Linked DNA regions of Mus musculus: region 1 is linked to region 2. Evidence: chromatin contacts called from ENCODE Hi-C or POLR2A ChIA-PET data. All regions are on one chromosome and are shown on one strand. Each heading gives the region's core, a stretch centred on a gene start or an enhancer-like site at or near the end of the contact. The rest is flanking DNA. Distances are from core to core; before and after follow the strand shown.

Evidence for each region. Hi-C counts contacts between places; a loop is a spot of excess contacts on that map. ChIA-PET counts read pairs that join two places held with the same protein, here RNA polymerase II (POLR2A).
Region 1: a loop to region 2 is called in a map of v-Abl transformed pro-B cells, with 3 times the contacts of the local background. The contact joins the promoter of Galp here to the promoter of Zfp580 in region 2. A Hi-C loop is called at or near these places in 2 of 37 maps with a recorded cell type or tissue (both v-Abl transformed pro-B cells). POLR2A ChIA-PET finds 5 or more read pairs at or near these places in 1 of 5 experiments (embryonic stem cell).

Annotation. Positions count from the first base shown.
Region 1 is chr7:6,194,658-6,198,588 of GRCm38, reverse strand. Galp (galanin-like peptide) reads right to left here and starts at 1,499. Exons shown (of 6, transcript NM_178028.2): 1 at 1,237-1,499.
Region 2 is chr7:5,049,228-5,053,686 of GRCm38, reverse strand. Zfp580 (zinc finger protein 580) reads right to left here and starts at 2,155. Exons shown (of 2, transcript NM_026900.1): 1 at 1,973-2,155; 2 at 1-882. The coding sequence starts at 870. The coding sequence ends at 352. It overlaps Gm15510 (predicted gene 15510), which reads left to right. Exons shown (of 4, transcript NR_166619.1): 2 at 2,769-2,956.

The sequences.
Region 1 (3,931 bases), core at 250-2,749, 1.1 Mb before region 2:
ACTCAGAAGTAAGTAGGAAAGCAGGAGGGGAAGGAAGGAAACGAGAGAGTTGGTTGAGAGAAAATGTACAAGTATGTACACCTGTCTTCAGTACTCATGAGACCCTTCCCCACGGATACCCACATCTGCCATTCTTCTAGACCCTTTTGCATAGAACCTCTGCACCTCTGCCCTAGGGACAGGGGTCAGAGCCTCTAGAACTAAAATTACAATTGACTGTGAGCTGCTTGATGTGGGTACTGGAAACGGAGCCCAGGTCGTCTGCAAGAACAGCCATTGTGTTTAACTGCCAAGCCACCTCTCCAGCCCCCTCCTATATACTTAGATTGCCTCTGGGCAGTGTCGCCTAGAACATTGAAAATAAAAAATCCCCTGTAAATAATGCAACATTGTGTCCTTAAGGAAACATAAGAAAAATGTCCATGTTTGGAGGACAGCTCCCCCTCCCACTCCTAGGAATCAAATTCCAGGTCATTGGGGTTAGCTCCAACCACCTTCACCAGTTTAGCCATTTAACTAGCTTTCCCTGGTTATTTTTAATTTTTGATTATTTGAATCCATGGGTTTGCAATGTGTGGTATAGACAGCTTACTGATAGAACACTGAGACCAGAAAAAAAAAAAAAAACAGCATAAGGCTCTCCAGAGTCAGGTATGGTGGTGTTGTACACCCATAACCCCAACACTCCAGAGGCAGAGGCAGGAGGATTAGAAATTCAAGGTCATTTTCTTCCATGGAGCAAATTTGAAGCCATCCTGGACTACATAAGATCCTGCCTGAAAAACAGAGGTCAGCTAAGCAGGTGAAGGTGCTTGCTGCCAAGCCTGATGGACCTGAGTTCAATTCCCAGGAGCTGCAGAGGTATAGGGAGGGAACTGATCCCTACGAGTCGTCTTCTGAGCTCCACAGTCGTGCTGTGGGACATAAGTGAGCACACACACACCCCAAATTAGTAACTAATGTAATAAAAAGGAAAAAAAATCAAGGAAGCAAGCAAAATATTCCTCTATCCACCTTTACCCATGTTTCTCAGACCCACTACCACGCACGTGGAATTTGACCATACCCACGCTCCTCCTCTCTGCTTCTCTGTGCATACCTTCCTACCGACCCATGCTCGATGCCCCATCTTCCCTACTGCCCCATCCTGTCATGGCCCTGCCAGTCTCTGAGATGCTTTTACCATCACTGCTGTCAGATCCCCCAGCCTCCCCTCCCTCCAGCCCAGGCTCTAACCTGTGTGGAGCTGGCAGCACCGGCTGGGCTGGGCGGCTCTCAGCAGCAGCGGGGATCCTGGTTTGTGAGCTTCTGAGGAGAATGAGGAGGTTAGGGAGAGAGACAAGGGTGGGCGGGCTAGTGAGGATGGAGGCAGAGAGGACGACTCATCCACTTCAGAGTTCCTTAACTGGAGTGTGAGGTCAGACAAAGGTGCCTTGTGGCAGAAAACATTTCTCTGCCACAGCCATTGCTGGCAGGTCCTTGATTTGAGACTGTCTTTCCTTCACTGCCTCTTTATGGTCTCTCTAACCTGTGTTTTGTGGTTTTCTGTTTGTTTGTTTGTTTTGTTTTCATCGTGTGTGTGTGTGTGTGTGTGTGTGTGTGCTGGGGGTCAGAGAATAACTTGTGAGTATTGGTTTCCTCCTTCAGCCACGTAGGTCCCAGGAATGGAACTCAATTTGTCGTGACAGCTTGCCATCAAGTACCTTACCTAATGAGCCATCTCAGATCCCCTTGTGTTTCTTTGTTGTTCTTGTTTTGACATAGGGTATCTGTAGCCTAGGCTAGCCTCAACTCCAGTTTCAGCAGAGGATGACTTTGAACTCTTGATTCTCCTACACCTCCAAGTTTTATAATAGCTATTATCACACCTAGTTTGACCTGTGTCTTCTGTTGCATGTATAATAAAGGTCCTTTCTTCTTTGTGTGTGTGTGTGTGTACATGCGTGCACATGCATGTGTACATCTGTCTGTCTGTCTGTGTTTCTCAGTGTTTCCTTTCTCCATGAACCTCATTCTAAAAATGGCTCCTGGAGCTGACTTTGAAAGCTCATAGTTATTTTTTGTGGTTGTTCTTTTTGTTTGTTTTCCAGGACAGAGTTTTGTGTAGTGCCAGCTGTCCTGAAACTCCTTCTGTAGACCAGACTGGCCTTGAACTCACAGAGATCCACCTGCTGCTGCTTTCTGACTGCCTGGATTAAAGGTGTGCGTCACCACCTCTCAGCCCGGAAGGCTTGCGCACACATGTAATCCCAGCACTTTGGGGACTGAGGCTGGAGGCTCATGAGTTCCAGGCCAGTCTGGTCTTTAGTGAACCCCTGACTCAACCAACCACGGAACAAAATAAGGGACTGGAGAGGTGGCACAGATGTTAAGTGTGTTTGCTGCACAATCACGAGGTCCAAGGAATTTGGACCCCAGGATCCATGTAACAAGCCAGATGTCCTATATCCTCCTATATTCCCTGCTTCAATTTGGGACAAGGGGTGGATAGACAGAAACAGGCAGATCACCAGCCTAACCAAGAAAAAGAATGAGTCCTGGGTTCTAGGAGAGATGCTACCTCAAAGGCTTATGTGGAGAGTGGTGAGAAGGGACACACAGCACCCTCTTGTGGCCTTTGTGTGTGCATACAGGTACACTCACCCATGCGCACACATATATTCTCTAAAATTCCATCACTTATTTATTTATTTGTGGTAATCATATGCCATAACACACGTGTGGAGGTCAGAGGACAACCCATCATATGAGTCCTGGGTATTAAAGTCAGGTCATCTGCCTTGATGGCTAGCACACTCCCCCAATGAGCTATCTCACTGCCTTGATGGCTAGCACACTCCCCCAATGAGCTATCTCACTGCCTTGATGGCTAGCACACTCCCCCAATGAGCTATCTCACTGCCTTGATGGCTAGCACACTCCCCCAATGAGCTATCTCACTGCCTTGATGGCTAGCACACTCCCCCAATGAGCTATCTCACTGCCTTGATGGCTAGCACACTCCCCCAATGAGCTATCTCACTGCCTTGATGGCTAGCACACTCCCCCAATGAGCTATCTCACTGCCTTGATGGCTAGCACACTCCCCCAATGAGCTATCTCACTGCCTTGATGGCTAGCACACTCCCCCAATGAGCTATCTCACTGGCCAATAATTTCCTAGAGCAGATAGCTCCTGGATCTCAATACAGCTGTAGGGTGAGCAACTTATGGGACCACTGTGTGTGTTCCAGCTCTCTCCTTGCTTTTGTTATTATCTTTCTCTTCCTTTCTCTCCCTCTTTGCCCTGGACAGCAGCCAATTTTGAGAGGAAACTGGGGGTGAGGGTGGGAGTGTGTGTGGGGGGTATAACTCCTGGCAATGCCATTTGCTCCCAGAGAGATGGTAAAAAAAAAGTCTGGGTTCTCTTGGAGTTCTGTCTCTTCCTCTCTGCCAAAGGGCCCCCTTTCCCTCCCATATCCCACTGACCATGGAGCACTTTCTTCTCTCTTTACATCAGCCACCCCCTCTACCTCCCTCCCCCCTTCCCCGCACCTAAAGTGCTTCTGGAACCAGCCCCTGTTCCTTCTTGTTCTGGCTGAAAAATGTCAAGTCAAGGAAAGGCATGGATGAGAGCTGTTGGGCTGCAGTTTCCTTTGTGTGACCTCAGATCTGGGGGAGGAGGAAGAGGAGGAGGAAGAGGGAGAGGAGGAGGAGGACTCTCAGGAAGAATAAAATGACAAGAACTGTAAATGGCTTTTCTGGGAAAGAGAAGAGAGGATGGGAGGTGATGTCATCAGGACAAAGGACAGAAGGCTATGGGATGGACACCTAGAGGAGGTTACCTAGAGACCACAGGGAGGGAAGAAGGGAGGGAGGGGAACAGTCAAGAGAAGGGAGGCCCAAAGACATCCTCATTAGTCATTCTCTCTCGTCCAAAATATTTTTTCGT
Region 2 (4,459 bases), core at 906-3,405:
TCGTGGGCATTAGAAGTACAGAGGCGATCCAGACCGTGCCGGTGTTTTTGTCTTCCACGAAGACCTTATACTTGGGAAGAGTAGACCACCAAGACTCAGGAGAGGTCGTAACGTTTGCAAAGGCTTACACAGCACAGCCGGACTGAAGCCCAGTTCCAACTGACACCCAGGCCCAGAGGGGCAACAACTTTGGTCTACATCACACAGCTAGACGGGAGAAAATATAAAATGATATTTCTCCTTGGGGATGGGTGGGGAAACTGAGGCCTAGGGTAAGGCAGTAACCTCAGGAGAACTGGGGTATGTGTGGGAGTGACGCTGTGTGGTGATCCGGAGAGGGCAGGGCTGAGCTCAGTGCAGGCGCACGTGCTGCGCCAGCTCCGCGGCGTCCTGGAAGCGGCGTGGACAGAGCGGGCAGGTGTGAGGTGGACCAGCGCGCGCACGGTGGGTGGCGCGGTGCCGCGACAGGTGGCTGGATCGCTTGAAAGCTTTGCCACAAGCACCACAAGTAAAGGGCTTGAGGTCCGAGTGCGACACACGGTGGCTCTGCAGCCGCAGAGGGCTCGCAAAGACACGAGCGCACTCTGGGCAGCTATAGCCCTTGCGAGGACCTGGCTCTCCCGGGGTCGCCTCGCGCTGCGGCGGGCCCCGAGGTTCCTCCTCCAGCTGCACCGTGTACGTGTAGGGGACCCCGTTGGCGTCGATGAGCAGATGGCGGCCCAGCCGCGGTGGCCGCGGCCCCGCCACCGAGGAAGAAGTGGAGGAGGGGCCTTCCGCCTTGGGAAAAGGGGGAGTCTTGGGGGGCGGTGGGTCCATGACCTCCGGAGAGGAGGACCGAGGGTGGGGTGGCCGCGGCGGCAGCAGCAGCATCTGGAGCGGCAGCTGGGAGCGGCGGAGGGAAGAGAAGTTAAGATCCTCTCTTCCTTTCAGGAAAAAAAAAAAATCCTAAAAAGGAAGATGATACCACTCCCTGCCAGACTGTGCTACTGACCTACCTCCCTACAAAGTAAGAAGTGACTCCAGTCCCCATCTCCGGGACTCCTACACCAGGGCTTAGCAACACCCCGCTCCACCGACTCAGGTCATAACCTCAGACATCCTTCGGATTCCCTTCCCTCACCTCCACCCACCGAAATCAATCTCCAAGTCCATTTCTTTCCTTCTCAGTTTAGGTCCTTTCTAATCTCACATTCTAGAGACTAGTGGCCTCCGAGATTTTTCTCCCATCTACCCATTCCTTTTTCTCAGAGCTCTACTCAATCTCTGATTTAGTCCTTTCCCTCAGGTCCCTCAATACCCTCAGAGCCTCCCCAATCTCCACAGTTGTCGTCGCCTCAAGTTTCCTCCCTAGATACTTATCCAGAGTCCCACTAACCCAATTCCCCACTTTCCATTCAAGGCTCTTTTATGTCATCCCCACACTCTGCACTTAAAGGTTTTGCCATTCTCTTTCCACTCGAGGAAAGCCATCGTCTGTACTTCATTCTCAACTGACTGCCTCCAATATGCGCCCCCATCTTGTTATATTTTATTCACCACCGTCTCCACCCACAAAGTATCCTGACATCTTCGGTTTCTCTCTCCATCGCCGCCACCACCTTGGAGCATCTTCCAACTCGCAGTCATAGACCTTCTGGTTTCTTGTTCCCGCACAGCTACCCCTAACCTTGGCCCCTCCTCTCTAGATACAGCTGGCATCTCTGGTCCCTCTTCACCTCCCGGGTTATTTGATGCATAGCCCCTCGTCTGGGGACCTCTAGCAGCCCTGGTCCTCTAAACCACCCTGTCCCGTTATATCCCCTACGGCCTTCCTACTCCCCTGGCTTCCATAAGGAGCTTTGGCCTCCCGACGCCCCTCTCTCAGGCTCTGAGTGTCGCTTTCGTCGCCTCACCGCTCCGACCCACACCCAGAGACCTGCCGGCCTCGCGCCCTGCCCAAGCCAGGCTCCTCCCTCCATCCCGGCCCCCGTACCCGGTGCAGCAGCCTCTCGGGTCCGGGGGAGAACGGGGCCGAGGTCCCGGACGGACCCGGGCTTGCCCTGACGAGCGCCGCGGTAGGAGCGAGCTTCCGGGCAGCTCCGGGCCGGCGGCGCCGGGGACGCGGGTCGGGGGGCGCAGGGGCGCGAGGGGCGACGGCGTCCCTGAGAAAGAGCACCGTTCAGAAACGCCCGCTACACACACGAAGGTTCCGAGGCTGGAGTCTGCAGCTGTAAAGGGAGAGCGCAAGGGGTGGGGGTGGCGCTTGGCCAACGAGAAGGACCTGCAAAAGGACAGTTTCCAGCTGCGTGCCATTCACAAGAGCCATTCCTTTGCTTTGAGTGACCCGTAAAAAGCTAGATACTGTGAAGTCTAGTAAGCGCCCCATAAAGAATTGAAATTTACAGCTTGTCGTCTTTCCACCCTGCCTCCCCTTTCCGCTTAGGCAAAACCAGCGGGTTAGAGAAGGGGTGTTTCTGTTGGATGAGCAAATGGAGAGACAGAGGTCCAGAAGCCCGATCTCTGTTCTGATTTAGCAGGGTCACAATCCTCACGTCTCATAAATGGGGGAATCAATGTCCAAAGAAGACGTTGCCAGATCCCGTAAAGTATATATGCTCCACTGAACATACGGGGAAACAGAGACTGGGGACGACCAGATGTTGACCCAGAAAGGAAAATGTACTATTTCCCCGCAGAGCATATGGGGAATCTGAAAACTGGAGCATGCTTGCTAGGTATAAAAATGGGGACAGGGTTTACCTAACATGCACTCTTGGTTTGATCCCCAGCACTGCATAAAACTGGTTGAAACAGAAGAATCAGAAGTTCAAGGTTATCTTCTCCAATATATTGAGTTGGAGGCCGGCCTGGGCTACATGAAATCGCATCTGAAAACAAGGATGGAGAGCAGCTGTGATTCTTGCCAGTGACCCAGCAGGGGAAAGTAAGGTCTCCAGAGGAGACCAGCCATTCCTAGGTACGGGCATGGGGAAGTTTAGACTTACTATGGAATACATGGGGAAGCTGAGGCTCAGAGAAAGCCAGGCATTGTCGTATACACAGGCAAGGAAGCTGGTTCTTTGGAATGGAAAAGAGTGCTGCTGAAGTCACCAGCACCCACTGCCTATGGTAGCTGGCGCGCAGGGCTCTTCAAGGAGGGTCTGAGCATCCAGTTTTGATGCAGTAGCCTGGGCCAGTGAAGACACTTTGTATTTGTAAAATGCACTCTGGTATGAGATGCAATTACAGGAGGTTAGGACCCATCTAAGGCTAAGTCCTAGATCCACGTACTGGGAGTTGGGAGGGGGCAACAGCTGGACATAGCCAAGGGAGAGGAGGGTTAGGCGCCCAGTGCAAGGACCCCACCCACCCACCCACCCAAAGAGTGGACTACCCCTTGAAGAATTATCCAACATCTTTCCATCGGTAACAAATGCTATAATTTCTATGAGGCGTGACAGTGGATACATGAAGCTATTGAGCACTAGTGCTTCTGAGGCCCTGAAGTATGGAACGTATTCATTCCTTAATTTAGATTTGCCCCAGGAGACAGCTATATAAACTGTATTTTTATTTCTTGAGACATGATCTCAAGAAGCCTAGCCTGACTATGCAGCCTAAGATAACCTTGAATTCTCTCTCTCCTTTAAAAAAAAATGTATGTAAGTGTTTTGGTGGCCTGTAGGCATATACACATGTGTACTTGGTGTCCTTGGAGGTCAGAAGACAGCAATCGGATTCCCTAGAACTGGAGTTAGAGTGTTTGTGAACCACCTTGTGGGTGCTATAAGTCAAACCCAGGTCCTCTACAAGGGCAAAGGAGTTCAAACCCAGATGACCACGTGGTGGAAGAAAAGAACCAACTCTAGAAAGTTGCCTTCTGACTGCCACATGCATGTACACGATCACACATAAATAAATGAATTTCAAAACCTAAGCCAAGAAGAGGGCAGAGACACAAAACAAAATATCAGTTAGTGAATGAGTAAATTTGATCAGATAGTAAATCCCACCTCTCCCTGAAAAGATACTTCTGGATGGAGCTGGAGCCATGCTTCAGCAGTTAAGAGCACTGGCTGCTCTAGTAAAAGCCCCAGGTTCCATTCCCAGCACCCAGCTTAACAACCATTTATAAATCCAATTCCAGGGGAGCCCACACCATCTTCTGTCTCCTGTAACAGGCATACATGTCTACAAACATCCGAGTAGGCAGAAACACCAATATACATAAAATAACTTTTAAAAAAGCTACTGCCGGGTGGCTTAGCATCCCCAAAGCTCTGGATCTGATTCCCCACAACACAGAGGAGACACCCTGCCACCTAGCTGGGACATGGTCATGATAAAGTCTACCAGACATCAGTCTAACCCCTCTAATGTCCTCACTTGTCCCAACCACCACCTCTCTCCCTCTCAAAGTCAGACATATCATGTCCTGATATGTTTCTCTGTTAAAGGAGGTGTGGCCTTGTTAAAGTGG